Regions from separate parts of the Mus musculus genome. Here region 1 is linked to region 2. Evidence: chromatin loops called from intact Hi-C (ENCODE). Cell type or tissue: heart. All regions are shown on one strand.

Region 1 (8,000 bases), 200 kb after region 2:
CAGAATGCTCAACTATTATGCTCCTTCTGAATTCACCTCTTCAATAGACTAGCCTTTTTTTTTCTTGTAAAAAAGAATTACCAGTGAAATGTGCATTTCATATTGACAAAATATATAATAATACACTTCATACCTCACAGGGACTTGACCCATTATGCTGGGCTTTCCTACAGATAACTGTTTGGCTCTCTATCACTGCACAAAATGGTGCAAGGTCTGCTTCTCCATGGCTAGCAGTCTTCTCCTCGGCTAGAAATGTTGCTTTTACCTTGGCTTTGACACGTAGTTCTGGGTTCATTTTAAATGTATTAGCCACCTTCGTGCAAAGAATACTGATTTCTTTGGGCTCTGGGTGAGGTGCCTCCGTAATGAATCTTAAAGCCTGCCGAGTCACAGAGAGCAACACTGAAGGAGAAGCGGGAGGTTCAGAGACTCCCAGTTTGTGGGACTCAGGAGTCTGGAGCTGAAAGGTAGAGAAAGGGAAGGCTTCCCAAAGGGAAGTCATGAAAGCTGAAAACTAATGGCTTCTGAGAGGCAGAACTGTCAGCAACACTACACTGGAGAATGGTACCTTAGGCTTGTGGGACAACACTGTCCCCAGAGGCCTGGAGCTGAGGTACAGCCCCACCTACCCGTGTGTAGCAGCAAGATGAGTTGGAAAGGATGGAAGCTGCTAGATCAAACATAGGCTTGGAGGCCATATTAAAGGGTAAGGGGCAGTTACCAAAGGGTTTTAAGTCAGGCAGTGAAGTGAACTGATGTGATGTTAGATGGATCATTCCAACTACTTTGGATGGATCTTGGTAGTAGGTGGTGGCCGCTGGGCATTCAACTGTTGTCGTCTAATGATTCTGGCCCTTCTATGAGAGGTATATAGATTTGAGAGATGTGTAAATCCCTGCCTTGGAGTCTCCTGCATCATGATACATAGAAGGGCTACTCTCCAGTGGCTCCTCCTGCTGTCAGCATTCAGAGCACAGTTGGGAGAAAGAAGGGCATGGCCGCTTGAAGTAGAGCTTAAGAGCTACCTCTCGCTCTAATTATCCCTGTTGCCTGGGATACTGAAGGGCTCTTCAGTCTCCTTTGACCTTAATTAAACTCATTGCACAGCCCAACCCAGTCCCTGTTATCAAGACATAAGCAAACTAAGACAGCTATAAAGAGTAATTTGCTCAACTTTATGACTCTCTCATTGGCACCAAGGGCATTGTCCCCATGGCCTAAGCCACCAGACACAATTGCTCAGGACTGCCGGTTAGCTGACCTGCTGGGACCAGCTCTGACTCATCTATTTACTGTAGAGCAAAGGTAACTTGGGATGCAAGAGCCGACTGCTGCCTCCCAGGAGGCCCTCAGTACTGGAAATGAAGACACCGAGCTTCAACTGGAAGTGTTTCCATTGGCACAAGCTCAGGTTGCATAAAGTGTGCCCATAAGAGGTCATGCCCCAAGGATGTGAAGGAGTGCAGGCATGCATGTAAGGAGCTGGAGTCCTCAGGACTTGCTGTTGAAGGTCATTCCACTGAGCAGCCTCCAGGCAGCTGTAATCACTTGCAGGTGCTGTGATACTCAGTTTGGGGTGTTTCAATCCAGTAGCATCCTTTCTCAGAAGAAGATTAATATAATAGAATACCAGCAAGAATAACATCAGCATCATTCATTAGTGGGGCTTTAGATTTTGAAAGCAGAGTGTCTTCCAGATGGTGTAGAGTATCGCTGGACATGAGACAAATGTACTTTTTAGAGTATGCCTATAGTTACCTGGGGAGTTTTAAAATGTCAGCGCCTAGACTCACTCTTCAAGACTCTAAATTAAATGATTCCTGAATGGGGCCTGAGAATGAGTCTTTTAAGACTCCTTGGATAACTCTGGTATGCAGTTTAGGTGGATAACCGTAGCTTCTGTCCCTACATTAGCCTACAAGGTGAGGGCTTTGCTCAAGTGAAGAAAATGGGGCCACGGAGAACAAAGAACCCACATTCAAGCAGAAGCAAGGACCTCAGCCTTCAGCCTGCCCAGCCACCAGTCCCAGCTCCAAGCCACTTCACATTCTGCATAGTGTGTTCTCCAGTGAAATGTAAACAGGAAGAGCTCACAGAAAGGGCAGTGGCACTCCATGGGGACCCGGGAGCTGTGAGAAGTTGCATCACCACCGCTAAGAGCGTTGTAGTGTGGAGGTGACCTGCACAGGAGAGTTCCGAAAGGTAATAGCCCAAGAGTTGGAATACGGTGTTGAGGGTTACCGTAGCTCCTGACTCAGCCTAACCCCAGGAGTGGCACAGAGCAGATGTTTGCTCAGCAGGGCACGGGGGAAGGCAGCTTCATGCATACTCTGTCACCCTCTGCACTGTCACGCTGCTGCAGGGAGAGGGACTTCTGTCTTCAGTGTTTCTCATCTGCTGTGCTGTGTCTGCTCAGAGCTGGCACAGTTTCCCAGGCTACCTCTAAACCATACGTCTGAAAGAACTCAAGATCACACAAGTGCACACACCATGGAGTGGGAGTGAGTGCCCTGAGTCCTGGTTCACCAACTGTGCACATCCTTAGACACAACTGCCTGAAAGAAATGTTATTGAATGGGATTCCTTCCTCTCTGCTGCAACCCACCAGCTCCTAGCCTGAAGCACGGGCACAGATCCAGGGTATGACTGCCTCTAAAGCTTCCCCCTTCAAAGAAAAAGATGCCCCTCCCAAGGTGTTTCTGTACTAGCTATGAAGAGGTTCATCTTTGAGGTCTAATGAGGGGGCGTGGGAATGTTCTAGAAACTAGGATAGGAGGTGCCTGATCCTCTCTGTGTTCCAGATGGAAACTCTACTATTTTAAACTCCTCAACAAAAACCTAGACTGGACATATCCATTCATTATATACTCCACCCTTGTTAAAAGTTTATAACATCGTGGGGACTGGATAGGGGTCTCAATGCTAAAGAGCACCGGCTGTTCTTGCAGAAGACTTGGGTTTGGCTCCCAGCGCTCACGTGATGCTTCATAGCCATCTGTAACTCCAGTTTTAGGGGCTTCAGCATCCTCTGCTGACCTCAGTGGGCACCGGGCGTGCACACTGTGTACACACATGCATGCAAATCACCAATACACATCAAATTAAGTGACCTTTAAAGTTTACAGTACCGGAGACTCTTCATGTTTTCTTCTCCTGGAAGTACACAAGTTAGAGTAGGGAAGTAGCCTAAAGGGTAAGCATACTGAAAGAGAAAATGTATGTGGTAGGGGCCCAGGCAGGGGTCTGAGGCCACCAGGACGGGACCAGGAGGGTAGCTGTCCTAGAGGAGTCATTTCTAACTTGAGACTTACCAAATACCTTATAGGAGTTTCAGGAGTGGAGAGTGGGGAAGGTTTTTTTCTTTTCTTTTCTTTTTTCTTTTTTCTTTTTTTAAGCAACTGGGCAGCTTCAGCCAAGGAGCAGCGAACAGTCTGTCTGTCCCTTGTGTCCATAAAGGGGTGTTCCCTGACAAAAGGTCACCCTGGCTGAGCTCCAGTACCTCTTCAGAGACTTGGACTTCCTTCTGGACATTCAGGACAAAGGGCTTAATCTGCGTGAGCTGAGTTCCTAACGCGGATATTTTCGCCCCAGCAGAAACATCCAATTCCAGAGGCCTGCCAAGTTTTCCCAAGAAGGCATGAGCCAGAAAGAGGCAGCTGCAGGGTGGGAGGCAAGTGGTGTCAGCACCAAAAAATAAGAGGAGTCAGATGAGGCCAACAGAGCACAAAGCGCTTGCTAAAGGTATCCTTTCCCCCTGGGTAAGCATTCCGTGGAGCACTAACTGTCGTGACAGGGCAAACAAACAGGCTCTGGAGCCAGCGGCTGCGTTTCCACCCTTGTACCAACACATAGCATCTTGGGCTGCTGACTGCAGATCTCTGAGCCTCATCTCTCTCTCTCTCTCTCTCTCTCTCTCTCTCTCTCTCTCTCTCTCTCTCTGTGTGTGTGTGTGTGTGTGTGTGTGTGTGTGCGTGCGTGCATAAAGGCACTAGAATCACACCTGAATAGTTGCCAGTAATGATTAGGTGAGGTGCTCTGAGCAGAATAACTCAAGGCTTACTCCAGAAGAGACTTGAACAAAAGCTTCCAGCCCTCCTTGAAAACAGGCATCTCACTGAAAGGCCCTAATGTCAAAACTTGTCATCCACATAGGCCAGTGAGGAAATGAGGCCCTCCATCCCCCTTCTCAGAAACGTCTGTGATGAGCCTCAGCGCAGACTCAGGGAGCCACAGGGCGAGCCAGTGTAAACCCACTCAGGACTGACTGCTCCATCTTCTTCCTGCTACACTCCAGCCACTTGCCCAGAAAATCAGTTCTCTATCGTGACACCAGTTGGGGAACCACGATGACAGTCTCCCTTCTTTCGCAGTTTCTGTGAAGGTAGAGACCCAGGGAATAAATGAACAGGTGAATGAATGGATGGGTGAATAAGTAAATAATAGCATGACCCACTGCAAGCTTCCTAATTTGGGAGTTCTCCCCTTCTCCCTCATCTTTCCGTATGTTCCCGGAACTGTGAAAATCCAGCTTCTAGTCACCTAACAAGCAACATTTCTTCTCTCCTTAATTCCATCACCACTCCAAGTCAATTTTTGTGAAGCCTTTGAGATAGGCTTTGCCAAGGAACATGAGAACTGGTAGGTAGAATTGTTAAGTTGCTCCGTTAGACCCTCACGGAGATCACAGAGGGAAGCCATCTCCACCTAGGACACGGAAGGGGCCTACGTCATCCCACTAGAGCTCTGCTCTGTTGGACAGCAGGAGACATCAAAAGGTCCAGGGTCTTGTCAGGAGTTCTCCTCCCTTTGTTCCGGTGGATTTGTGGGGTGGAGGTGGAGTCTCAGGATATTAGCTCCCGATCTGCTCATGTTTCCGTCACTCCCTGAATCCTGTCCCCGATGAAGGCTGATCCTTCATTATCTGGTCTCCTTCCCCACAGCTGCACCCCTAAGTGTGGTCACACTGGGGACCAGACCTTTTAATGTAAGGTCATCTAAACCGCCAAAGATCCTTTCCTCCATCTAAAACATCCCAGCACATCCCTCCCAAAGCCCTTCAGTCAGAAATGTATGGGCACATCTCTCTTTAGCTTATACTGCATGTGGCTGGAGAGGCTAGAGTTGAGTTCAGCTTCATGAGCAGAGGTGACAGGTGCAGGGCTCCCAGCTCTATCTCTGTCCCCTCCTTCCCTGGCAGAGCCCGGGTCCTTAACATAAAATTCAATGCCGTGCCCTTGCCCATGCCATCCCTCACCTATGCAGTCCCCTTACACATTTCTGGAAAAACACTCTAAGAAGTGTTTCTCTTTCTGCCCAAGCTGAGCACGTGTGCCGTACATGCTCAGCTATCACTGTATACCCGTGTACTGTACAAGACCAGCCACGCTCACCATCACAGCTCTTCTCTTTGTTGGCTGAGAGAAACAGCTCCGGTTGTGGTGTTATCTTACATTCTTAGTAAAGATCCTTCTTTGATGGCGTGGGGTGGAGCAAGTGTCCCAGTTAAATGCTTTACAGTGGTTCTCAAAAAAAAAAAAAAAATCCTCCAGAGTCAATCTAATTTTATTATCTTCTGTCACTTTTAAGTGGGGTTTTAAAGCACTTAACTGGGTTTAAGAAAAAAACATTTAAACACCCATGGTCTGCCATGTAATAGTGTTAGGAAAGAACCCAACAGCAGAGGTCACAGACAAATCCTTCTGCCCCATTCTGCAGCTGCCATTTTCGGCCTATGCTGCTCTTACCAGGGCAACTATGGCAATGCTGGACTTACAATTTACCCTCCAGCCTTTTCCCTGTGGCCTGTGTTGCTCCAATAGCTCAGCCATCAGGTCATGTGCCGGCTCAAAGTCCTCTATTAACTCTTCACTTGTGATAAGAGGCATTCCACACTCCCACCAGATAGTCGATGCGCCATAATGAGCCTCCTCTTTGGTGTCCAGACGGAATTATGTCGTGTCTCATCGTCGGCTTTTGATAGCTCTGAGAAGGTTTTTTCTTTGTGCTCAGAGTTATGGCTCCCTCTGCACCCACCCTCTCAAGACCCATTCTCTTACCCCTCCCTCGATGTCTGCCCCAGTGTAGCCCACATTCTCGTTGCCAATACATGCACCTGCCTGTTCATGTTCCTAAGCAATCACTTTGTGTTTTATTTTCCTATATCCACAAGGGACAGAGATGGATACAACTCCTGGAGAGGCAGGACCCCATCACACCATTTTCTCATACAATTTGCTAGTGGTTTTCAGCTGACCTGCTCAGGCAACATTTTTGCTCCTTTTTCTTCAGAAGCCCGAGAAGGACTTGCTACCCCTGAGATAATTTCCTTTGCAATAATCCATGCCCATTTTAAAATAGTTTAATCTCTTACACTGCCTGTGCATCTATCCTCCAGACACCGTTTGTTGAGTAGGCAAGGAGGGAGGGTCCATTGAGATTGAATATAAATCTATTGTGTCTCTAGTGGCCATATTTGGACATATTTACATGTACCTACAAAGCCACTCTAGAAATGTTTGGGTCCTTACTTGCAAATGAGGGGAACTGAAACTCAGTGAGGGTTAACTTTTTTTTTTCTGAGATGCCAGTCTGATGCCAGACATGGTGCCAAAGAGGAAAAAATGTTTCAGGATGGTACTTGTTAGGATGGTCTTCACAGATGCAGTGGCGACAGGCCAGACCTTGGCTGGGTGGGCAGGAGGGAAGCGCACTTTGTGTGAGCAGCATCCCAACGACTTCAGATGCAAGGTGACAATGTGAGCATTTACACGTCCAGAGACAGAGACCTGTCCTCATTTCCCTTTCCAATGAAGTACTAAAGTCAATTACCTAGATGGGAGCAGGCAAACACTGAAACGAGCCAGACGGGTCAAAGTTCAGCGGTAAGTGAACTATGGAGGCTGGTTAAAGGCCAGAATTAATGCTGAGCAAAAGGCAGAGTCTTTATGTTTGAACTGCAGGCCAAAAGAGACTCCTAAACCAAGTAGCTGAAACCGGGCGAACACACATTCCAGATGGTTACCCCATAAGGGGACAAAAATGATGGGGACAGTGTGGGTTCATCCATAGTAACAAACATGGCCAAATGGGAGCCACTGTACTTTCTGCTCAAGTTTGCTATGCAGCTCTTACGCGCGTTCGAGACCGGCCAGGAAAGACGCAACAAGCCAGAATCTTCTGCGGCAAAGCTTTATTGCTTACTCAGGAGCAAGAGAGGAAGAGCTCGGCAGAGAGAGGCAGAGAGGAAGAGAGAGAGAGACGCAGAGAGACGCAGAGAGAGAGGCAGAGAGAGGGGCAGAGAGAGAGAGAGAGGCAGAGAGCAGAGGAAAAGACGAAGAGAAAGAGACGAAGAGTCGAAGAGAGGGAGTGCCAGAACCCCGTCCCTTTTAAGGAGAATTATCCTCCGCCTAGGATGTGTTACTCCCTGATTGGCTGCAGCCCATCGGCCCAGTTGTCATCACGAGAAAGGCAGAGCACATGGCGGGAAAACTGCCCCTGCACATGTGCAGATTATTTACTACTTAGAACACAGCTGTCAGCGCCATCTTATAATGGCAAATGTGAGTGCGGCTCCCCACATGCAGCTACAAATGTTCTGAAATGTAGACTGTAAATGAAAAAGATGGAAAATATTTACTGAATGAGCCCAGGGGCCAAGGCAAAGCAGTCCCTGTGAGCAAGGGGAGAGGAAGGCTTTCCTGCACTCTGGGCTGGAGCCTAGGCAGCCCTGCCTGGCTAACATGCCTCACTGTCTTTGACTTTCCAGTTCACTCCTTAATGAAATACTATGCCATCACAAGCTTCAAACAACCAGAAATGGAATATAAGAAAAGAGGAAAAGGAACAGAAGGGACTAAGGACTTTAATTGCATCATTTTTTTTAAAAGAGACCATTGTACATGCAGTTTGCAAGAGCATGGAGTCTAGATGGCTGGGAGGAGTTTTACAAAGCTCTGGGTATGTGGTATCCTTGGGAGTGACTTGGCTTTCTCTACTTT
Region 2 (8,000 bases):
GCGGTCTAAGTAAACCAAGGCACTGTTTGTGATTACTTCATTTTCTGAAAATTCCCATTTTGGCTCGGTCTGCATTTCTTGATTTACGCTCGTTAATTTCATCTGACTTGGCTAGCTCGTGTTCCCTTGGACATATGATCTTTATGAATAAAACATTCAAGGGCCAAATGTTTTTCTGTGAGGACTCCATGGGACACCACTGAGAGCTGACCTGGAGCATTGGAGCAGGGTCGGGCGGTGCCTCTCCCTCGGCCTGAGGACCAGGAAACAGCTGTGGTGTCCTGGGGAAAACCTCAGATCTAGACTTGCTTTAGAGTGTTTCTCCAATTAGTTAGATCCTCAACCACGCACACAGCTTTCCTGTCGTGTATGTGTGTGTGTGTGTGTGTGTGTGTGTGTGTGTGTGTGCGCGCAAGAGAGAGAAAGAGAGAAAGAGAGAGAGAGAGTGCACGTGTGTGTCAGATGGCATACTATGTACTGCTCACATTCATAATTTTGGTGTCTCTGTCTGATAGTGGATTACATAGCCCTGTCCCATGGTGCCAGGCATGGTCGTGTGAGTTTTGGCATCCCTCACTCTCGTGGAAAGATTGTATTCCTGCCCCAGTCACGTCAGACTTGGCTATGAGATTTGCTTGGGCTGGCAAAACGTGAGTACAGGGAATTGTGCCACCCTTGTTGAGGCACTTTAAAAGTCACAACATGGCCCCACTGTCTCTCTTTCTCTTTGTTGTTGAGTCTTAGAACAAAGGAGAGTTTTTTAGAAAGACTGTAGCCGAACCATGAGTATTGATAAGATGTCAACCTTTGCTGAGGTAACCGCTGAAATGTTCAGGTTGTCTGTTACTGCAGCAACATCTGAACAATACTGTTGTCAATGGCTCGGTCTGCCTGATGAGCTTTCCTCTGTGAGAGGTAGTTAAGAGGTGAACTTAAAAATACATTGTAGAGGCCCATTGGACTTGCAAACTTTATATGCCCCAGTACAGGGGAACACCAGGGCCAAAAAGGGGGAGTGGGTGGGCAGGGGAGTGGGGGTGGGTGGATATGGGGAACTTTTGGTATAGCATTGGAAATGTAAATGAGCTAAATACCTAATAAAAAATGGAAAAAAAATACATTGTATATCTACAACACACCAGATACTGTGTCCTGGGCAGGCCACACATATACTTGTATATGTCATAGAGCCTTGTCCTCCGAAGAGCTAATGTAGAAGAGACAGAAATTTCTATTTAAAAAGATGACGTCAATTAAGATTTGATTTCTTCTAGAAAACATGGAGAGAAACAATTAAGAGAGCAAACCTGGACAGTGGTGTAGGTGCTGGGCAGGTGGGTGTGACCCCTCGCTGTCTGAGTGGCTCCTTTTTTGCTCCTTATCCTGACAGATTGAAATGGCTTATTCAGGGCTGGGGATGCAGCTCAGTTGGCAGAGGGCCTGCCTGTTGCGCATAGAGCCCTGGGCTTGATCCCTAGCATCCCGTGAGCAGGGAGTGGTGGTGCTCAGGTATCATGCCAGCACCCTGAAGACAGAGGCAGGAGGATCAGAAGAGTTGGAAACCAGCCTGGTATATCTAAGACCTTGTCTCAAAACAAAACCCAAACCATTTTCAGTCCCTAGTACTCACACCTTATTTCAGTTGTGCTGGTTGTTTGCAGGCATACAAGTAGTCGACGCCATAGCAGTAAGTTACCTAGGAAGAGGATCAAGTGTTGTGCAGTGTGATGGCCCGACAGCCAGGATGATTCGTCCTGTGGGACACAGCTGCTTCTAAACTTTAAGAATGGGGTTACCTGATAATTTGTGGAGATTCATGATGCCCTTGCTCTAATCCAGGCTAGCTTAGTTAGAAAGAGTTCCACGCACAGAACTTCATTAGGGACAGGGCTGGGAAGATGCACGGTGTCTTGGGGACCTGGAAAGGCTCCAGAAATTATCTGTCCCATCCCTCTTCTCTCTCTCTCACGGAGAATGGTCTAGGCTTTTCTCTTGATGTTGCCTTTGGTGGCAGCCTCTGACACTTTCAGCCTCCTCTGATTCTGGCGTGTCCCTGTGCTGACTTGACCCTTCTCTACGTGACCGTCACCACTCATTTTATGTATCAACTTGATTGAACCAGGGCTGCCCAAACTGATAACCGACGCTGTTCGGGGTGTTTCTTTGGGCTGTTTTCATATCAGGGCTACAGTTTAGAATCGGACTGTCTCCCAAGAGCTACTGTGTTAAAGCTTCTTAGAGGTAGTGCTGGACTCTCAATAGGTAAGACATAGCCAGAGAAAGTTAAGTCGTTGGCGGAATGTCCTTGGGAGAGGATAAGGGAAACTCGGATTCTTCTAGTCCCTTTCTTTGCTTTTCAGCTGCTACGGGCTGAACAGGCTTCCTTTGCCACGGGCTTCTGCCATGCCATATCCTGCCACCACAGGTCTCTCACAGAAGGACTAAGTGACTGTTGACTATAAACCCATGACACAGAATAAACCTTCTTTTAAGTTAATTTCCACAGGTGCTCGTCTTAGCAATGGAAAGCCAACACAACTGAGTAAAGCAGAAATGTGTGTGTGTGTGTGTGTGTGTGTGTGTGTGTGTGTTTGGGTGTTTATCCCTGCTGATATATTGTCTCAATCAATTGAAACCCTGAATATAACAAAAAGGCTGGTCCTCCTCCTTGTAGAGCCTGACAGCCCTGTAAATTACAGACACTACTCTATCATCAGTCCTCCTGGGCTTCCAGCATCCTGCCTGTGACGCCTAGGACTTGTGGTCTCTATAATTGCATGCGCAAGTTTCTTGTAGCCCCGCCTTCTCTGTTGACTGATATTCTCTCTCTCTCTCTCTCTCTCTCTCTCTCTCTCTCTCTCTCTCTCTCTCCTGGGAACAATTATAGATGCAGTAGTTGTATGGCTTGTGGTATTTTCCAGGTTTCAACCCAACCTGTGGGAGAAGCTGCTCTGATTTGGTCCGACAAAGTGACTGTAGTTGAGTCAGTGCTGGGTGGAGACCCTCTGGCCCATAGCACAGGACCCACACTCAGGCAGGGAAGGAGCAGGGTTCCATTCTCTCTCCTTGCCTTAGTTAAGATTTCTATTGCTGCCATGAGAACACCATGGCCAAAAGTCAAGTCCTCGCGGGAAGGGGTCCTTGGGCTTACACTTCCACAGCACTGGTCACCACTGAAGGAAGTCAATCCAGGCAGGAACCTGGATGCAGGAGCTGACTTAGAGGCCATGGAGGGGGGCTGCTTACTGACTTATTCTCCATGCCTTCCTTGCTCAGCCTGCTTTCTTATAGAACCCAAGACCACCAGTCCAGGGATGGCACCACCCACAATGGGCTGGGCCCTCCCACATTCAATCACTAATTAAGAAAATGCCCTACAAAGGCTTGCCTGCAGCCTGATCTTGTTGGAGGCATTTTCTTTATTGAGGCTCTTTCCTCTCAGATGGCTGGAGCTATGTCAACAAGCCAGCCTGCATCCTCCTAGCTAAAGCAACTCACCGTCCCTCTGCCCACCTAGGAAGAGGACTTGGAGCGCCAAAGACCGCTGCGACGACGTTTGCATTTCCTGTGCTGTTTATCGACAGACCCATAACCTGAACTGGGTCCCCTCTGACCTTTGCATCTTTTGATTCTAAAAGGCCAGAGATTGTACCATGGAGAGCTTATTCTTGCAAATGTTTGAAGGTGCACTTATAAGGGACATGGTATTATGTCGCTATCACCCTCTCTGGAGCCAGGAGTGAGTAAAATGAGGGTTTGGCAAGTGACACTGGGCAAACGCCTTTCCCCTTACAGTGCCTCCATTTTTCTCTTCTATAGAATGGGTCTATATGTCATGCATCCTATGGGCTAGAGGTGAAGGGAGGTGGTGTAGAAAAGCCCAAGACCATTTAGGTGGATGTAAATGTTAGAGTTGTTCACACATCGCAGGATGGCATGGCACTTACTCTAACCCAACCCCTCCATTGCAAAGATAAGAGAGCAGAGACTCAGAGCTATGTTATTATCGCTGTGTGCATAAATAATGATTCTCACAGCCTTGCGGTTTGCTCCGGGCTGACCTTCTGTCCTCCACAAGGCCATTTGTTTTCTTAGCTGGGAAGGTTGGACTCCTCAGGCTGCCTCCCCTCTTTCTCCTTATAAGGCTTTTCTTTGTTTCTTCTGGGGCCCCTTACTGGACCCCCCCCTGGCTGTCTTCCCTTATAAGGAAGTAGCTGGCCGGCCAGCTGCTCTTCTGGGGCCAGATTTGCCAAGGGCAGGCATTCAGACCTCTAAGGCAAAGAGGGTTAAAAGTTATAGAACCGATAGAGAATTAAGCCCTGCAACAGGAAAGCGCCCATCACACGGGCATGCAGCCCTGTTGCCTGGCGTTTTAGGGGGTGTGCAGTTGGGCAGAGCCCAGCCTGGGATACCCGACAAACAGCTTTTGATCTAACGCCATACTGATTTCTGAACTCAGACTGCAGTGCCTTTAATGGCTGTTGGCTCTGATTTCCCAGGTTAATTTCCTGACATCTAAGGAGCTTTGTGTAGAGTGTGTTAACTTCCTGCCTTTTATGTCAGAGCCTGTGAACTGACAGAATCAGGGATCCAGCCAGGATAGCTGCGGGTGGGGCAAGCCTGGGAGACTCTCTCCTACTGTGGATTTTCCTTAGGCGAGCACTTACCCTTTAGTTGCTTTCCTTCTGATAAAAACACAATAGAAGGCTTCTTAAAGAAAACTGCTGGGGTGCAGTGAAGGGAGAGAGGGGTTGTCTAGTGTGTGGGTGAGAAAATCTTCAGAGACATTTTCTGCTGGTTTTGTGACTTTAGGAGTCTCTGAATAACGATTGAGGGGCAAACACTTCTCCCATCCCCACCCCCACCCCAACCCAGCTCCTTCTGCTAACTGCCTCCCAAGTACCAGTGGGCCCCAGCAAAGGTCTCTACCGACAGTCTCCTTCCCCTCCCCCTTCTCTTCAGGCCGTCCTTTATATTCTATTTCTTTGGCTGACAGCTCTAATTTATCAGGGTTCGCTCAGCAGTTTACCATGTGGGCAAGAGGGTCTAGAAGTTTCTAGACTACTGGCCTCTACCTCTTTGCCTCAAGTGGCCAAGGCAGACAGTCACCTTAAAAGAATGTTTTCTACTGTGCCAGATGTCGTAACACTCACACCTTTTTGCAGGGTGGCAGCTAGACTCTCTTAACACCCATGTCGCAAGCAGAGGAGGAAGGAGACCACGTGATCTCTTTTACTGCGCAGGAGCAGAATTCCCTAGTTCTAAAGAGGTTAGGGCCAGGGCCCTAGACTTCACCTTCTGTAAGCCCACGAGAGCCTGGGTCTCTCTCTCGGTGATTTTGCTTTGGTTTTCCCAGCCACGAAATGCCCCGTGCTCAGAGCAACTGAACACGTGGTCAGGCTGAATGGCTTCCTGAATGGGTACCCCGACACCGTCTATAGAAGCTGGGATGGAATTAAGGCGAGAAAGCCTGTTTCTCCTCTCCCATCATACAATGGGGTAGTGTCTCCCACCCTCTCGTGTGTGTGTGTGTGTGTGTGTGTGTGTGTGTGTGTGTGTGTGTGTGTGTGTGTGTGTATACTTTTGGGTGCATGGCACTGCTGGATGGAGGTTAGAGGACAACCTCAGGTGTGTTGGTTCTTGCGTTTTACCTTGCTCGAAATGGGGTCTTTTGATGCAGGCTAACAGGCCCGTGAACTTCTGGGAATCATCCTGCCTTCTTCACCCCTCTCGCCACAGGAACACTGCGGTTACACGCATGTGCGGCTTTACCACTCATGCACGGCTTTACATGTACTTTTAAGGTCTGAGTTCAGTCTCACATTTGCCAAGGGCTTTGCCCACTGAGCCATCTCCCCAGCTCTGGTCTCGCAATTCCTCGCAACTGGCTTATTTTTATTTTGCATGTCCCGTGTAGGCTACTACTACTGATTGCTTCAGAGGTTCCCAGAGTGGCTCTGTGGGCCCCTGATAGAAATTCTCCACCCCAGGACTTCCCATCTGAATGAGAAGCTCAGAGGTAGCCTGGAGGGATACCTGTTGTGATCTCTGGTGCTCAGGCAACTTTGCTGGGTTCTGAGGCCTCTCTACCAAACAAAGCTGGGTCCTGCCCAGTCCAGCATCCATTAGAGGTTAGCAGAGACACATGTTCCCGCTGACAATGCTCTTGGCCATGTCACCCCTGCCCAGCCCAGCTGTTCTTGTTTGGGGCGTACTTACTGTATGGATCTGGTTTGGGTGGAGCCAGGATCACCTCTCAGAAAAGTTTACTTGGAAAAAAAGACCCCAAAGTCAAACAACTGTCCTCCTGGGAATTGAAAACAAACACATTTTTGAGATTCTTAGACACAAACAACCCCAGACAAAATAAGGTCTTTGTGAAGGAACCCCCTCCGGCTCCGCAATTCTTTTTTGCTTCCCTGCCTTTGTTTCTGTGTCTGTCTTCAGTCTGTTTATCTGGCCTGGGAGCACACACCCTACGCTCCCAGCTCTTCGACCTTGATCCTTGCTATCAGTGACCTTGTGCTGTCAGCTCCGAAGGCAGCACAGATGGGTCCTGGGAAACAGAAAGAGACTTAAGTATAAATTGACTAGTATTCCCAAGGCCAGTTTGAAAGACCCAGAGCCCCTGGAAGGAAAGGCTTGGGGAGGACAAGAGGCCACATGGGACCTTGGTGGGGCAATACAGCCAGTGTAGTAGGAGGTGTCTTCAGGGAGGAGCCTAACTACAAAATCAGCAAAAAGACCCCCTAACCCAGAGGCCCATCTCCAGTCCTGACCCTGGCTCCCTAGTGAGCTTTCTGAGACTGTGGACTCCTCAGGCTAAGTCTGCGGACTCCAGGCTAAAAACAAGGGACCCAGGGAATGAGGAAGAAGGGTAACAGTGGGAAGTTTCCTTTGTGAGAAATGGGGGTTTTGGCATTTTGTCTAGGCTCCCGCCCCACAGTTACCTGGCAACAGCCAAGTGTGCCTGATTCACTATAAAAGGGGCTGCTTGCCCCCTCCTTGCTCTCTTCTTTCTTACTCCAGTTTTGTCCTCTCCCTTCTTACCCTGTCTCTCCATTCCCCTCACCCCTCTGTCCACGTGCTCATGGCCAGCTCCTCCCCCTCCCCCTCTCCTCCCCTCTGTGCCTATCTCTGTCTCTGCTCCCTCAGCTCCCCTCCCCGTGGCACGAAACTCTTCCAAACTATATCCTTAGTGTGGCTGGTATCTCAGGGGGGAAGGGATGCCTCAGCACAGGCCCACGGAGGCACCCCCATCCCCCACCCCACCCCTGACTGCACATCCACCACAACACAACAGGGGTGATGGGAGACCAGTTCCAGAACCTTCTTAAGACAGCTTGTGGTCCTAAAGCAGAGGTTTCCCAGGATGGGAAGAAAAATCTATATTTTTTTATCTTAATAGCCACAGGGTATACCTACTGCTGTGACTTCTAACTTAGCGCGTTCCCGTTTTTTCTCTGCCATTCTGCCACCTTCGCAATGTGTTCACAGGAATAAAGAGAATGCCTGTGATTGCCTTCAAGGGAAAGCACTATATTCGCAGAGTGATTTTATGTGCTCATATAAGCTCTGTCTTCTCTGGCTGAAGCAGCCTTATTCACAGAGCTAAATAAAACATTTATTTGAAATAGTAGCAATTTCAGAGGGCTGGAGCAGTCTAAAAAGCTTGTGTTGGGAAAATGTTAGGCAAGGGAAGAAAGCTGTTCTTGCTGCCGGTTTATCCTTGACTTGTGGAGCTTCAGTTTCTGTCTTGGTCTTTTTGTTTTTATCATAATGAGGTTCTACAAGCATCCTCACCAACCCTCTTCTCTGCACAGCCTACAGCAGTACCACCGTGGGCAGGGGCGTGATGGTGAATACTTAATCATGGTCTTTTGCGGGCAAGAGTCTGGGAGAAGCCCTGCTCTGTAGCATAGGCCAGTCTTCATGTCGCAAATATTCCTTACCGTGGCTAGTTGCTGCATGATGGCAGAGTTTGGAACAAACACTCAGTA

What was found. Hi-C counts contacts between places; a loop is a spot of excess contacts. Peaks named below come from ENCODE experiments on the same cell type or tissue, not always from the same donor. Only the 100,000 strongest peaks of a DNase experiment are listed, where the experiment ranks them.
Region 1: a loop joins it to region 2, with 4 times the contacts of the local background. A loop is called at or near these places in 3 of 42 quality-filtered maps.

Annotation. Positions count from the first base shown.
Region 1 is chr14:76,816,267-76,824,266 of GRCm38, forward strand. All of the region lies in intron 1 of Gm30246 (a long non-coding RNA gene), which reads left to right. Among named protein-coding and RNA genes, the nearest start is that of Gm30365, 17 kb to the right of the region's middle. In heart, no CTCF peak of the experiment used is centred here; DNase peaks (open chromatin) are centred at 1,385, 2,275, 2,655 and 3,555; H3K27ac peaks cover 4,533 bases.
Region 2 is chr14:76,618,647-76,626,646 of GRCm38, forward strand. No RefSeq gene overlaps it. Among named protein-coding and RNA genes, the nearest start is that of 1700108F19Rik, 55 kb to the right of the region's middle. In heart, no CTCF peak of the experiment used is centred here; DNase peaks (open chromatin) are centred at 3,505, 4,185 and 4,555; H3K4me3 peaks cover 1,349 bases; H3K27ac peaks cover 5,777 bases.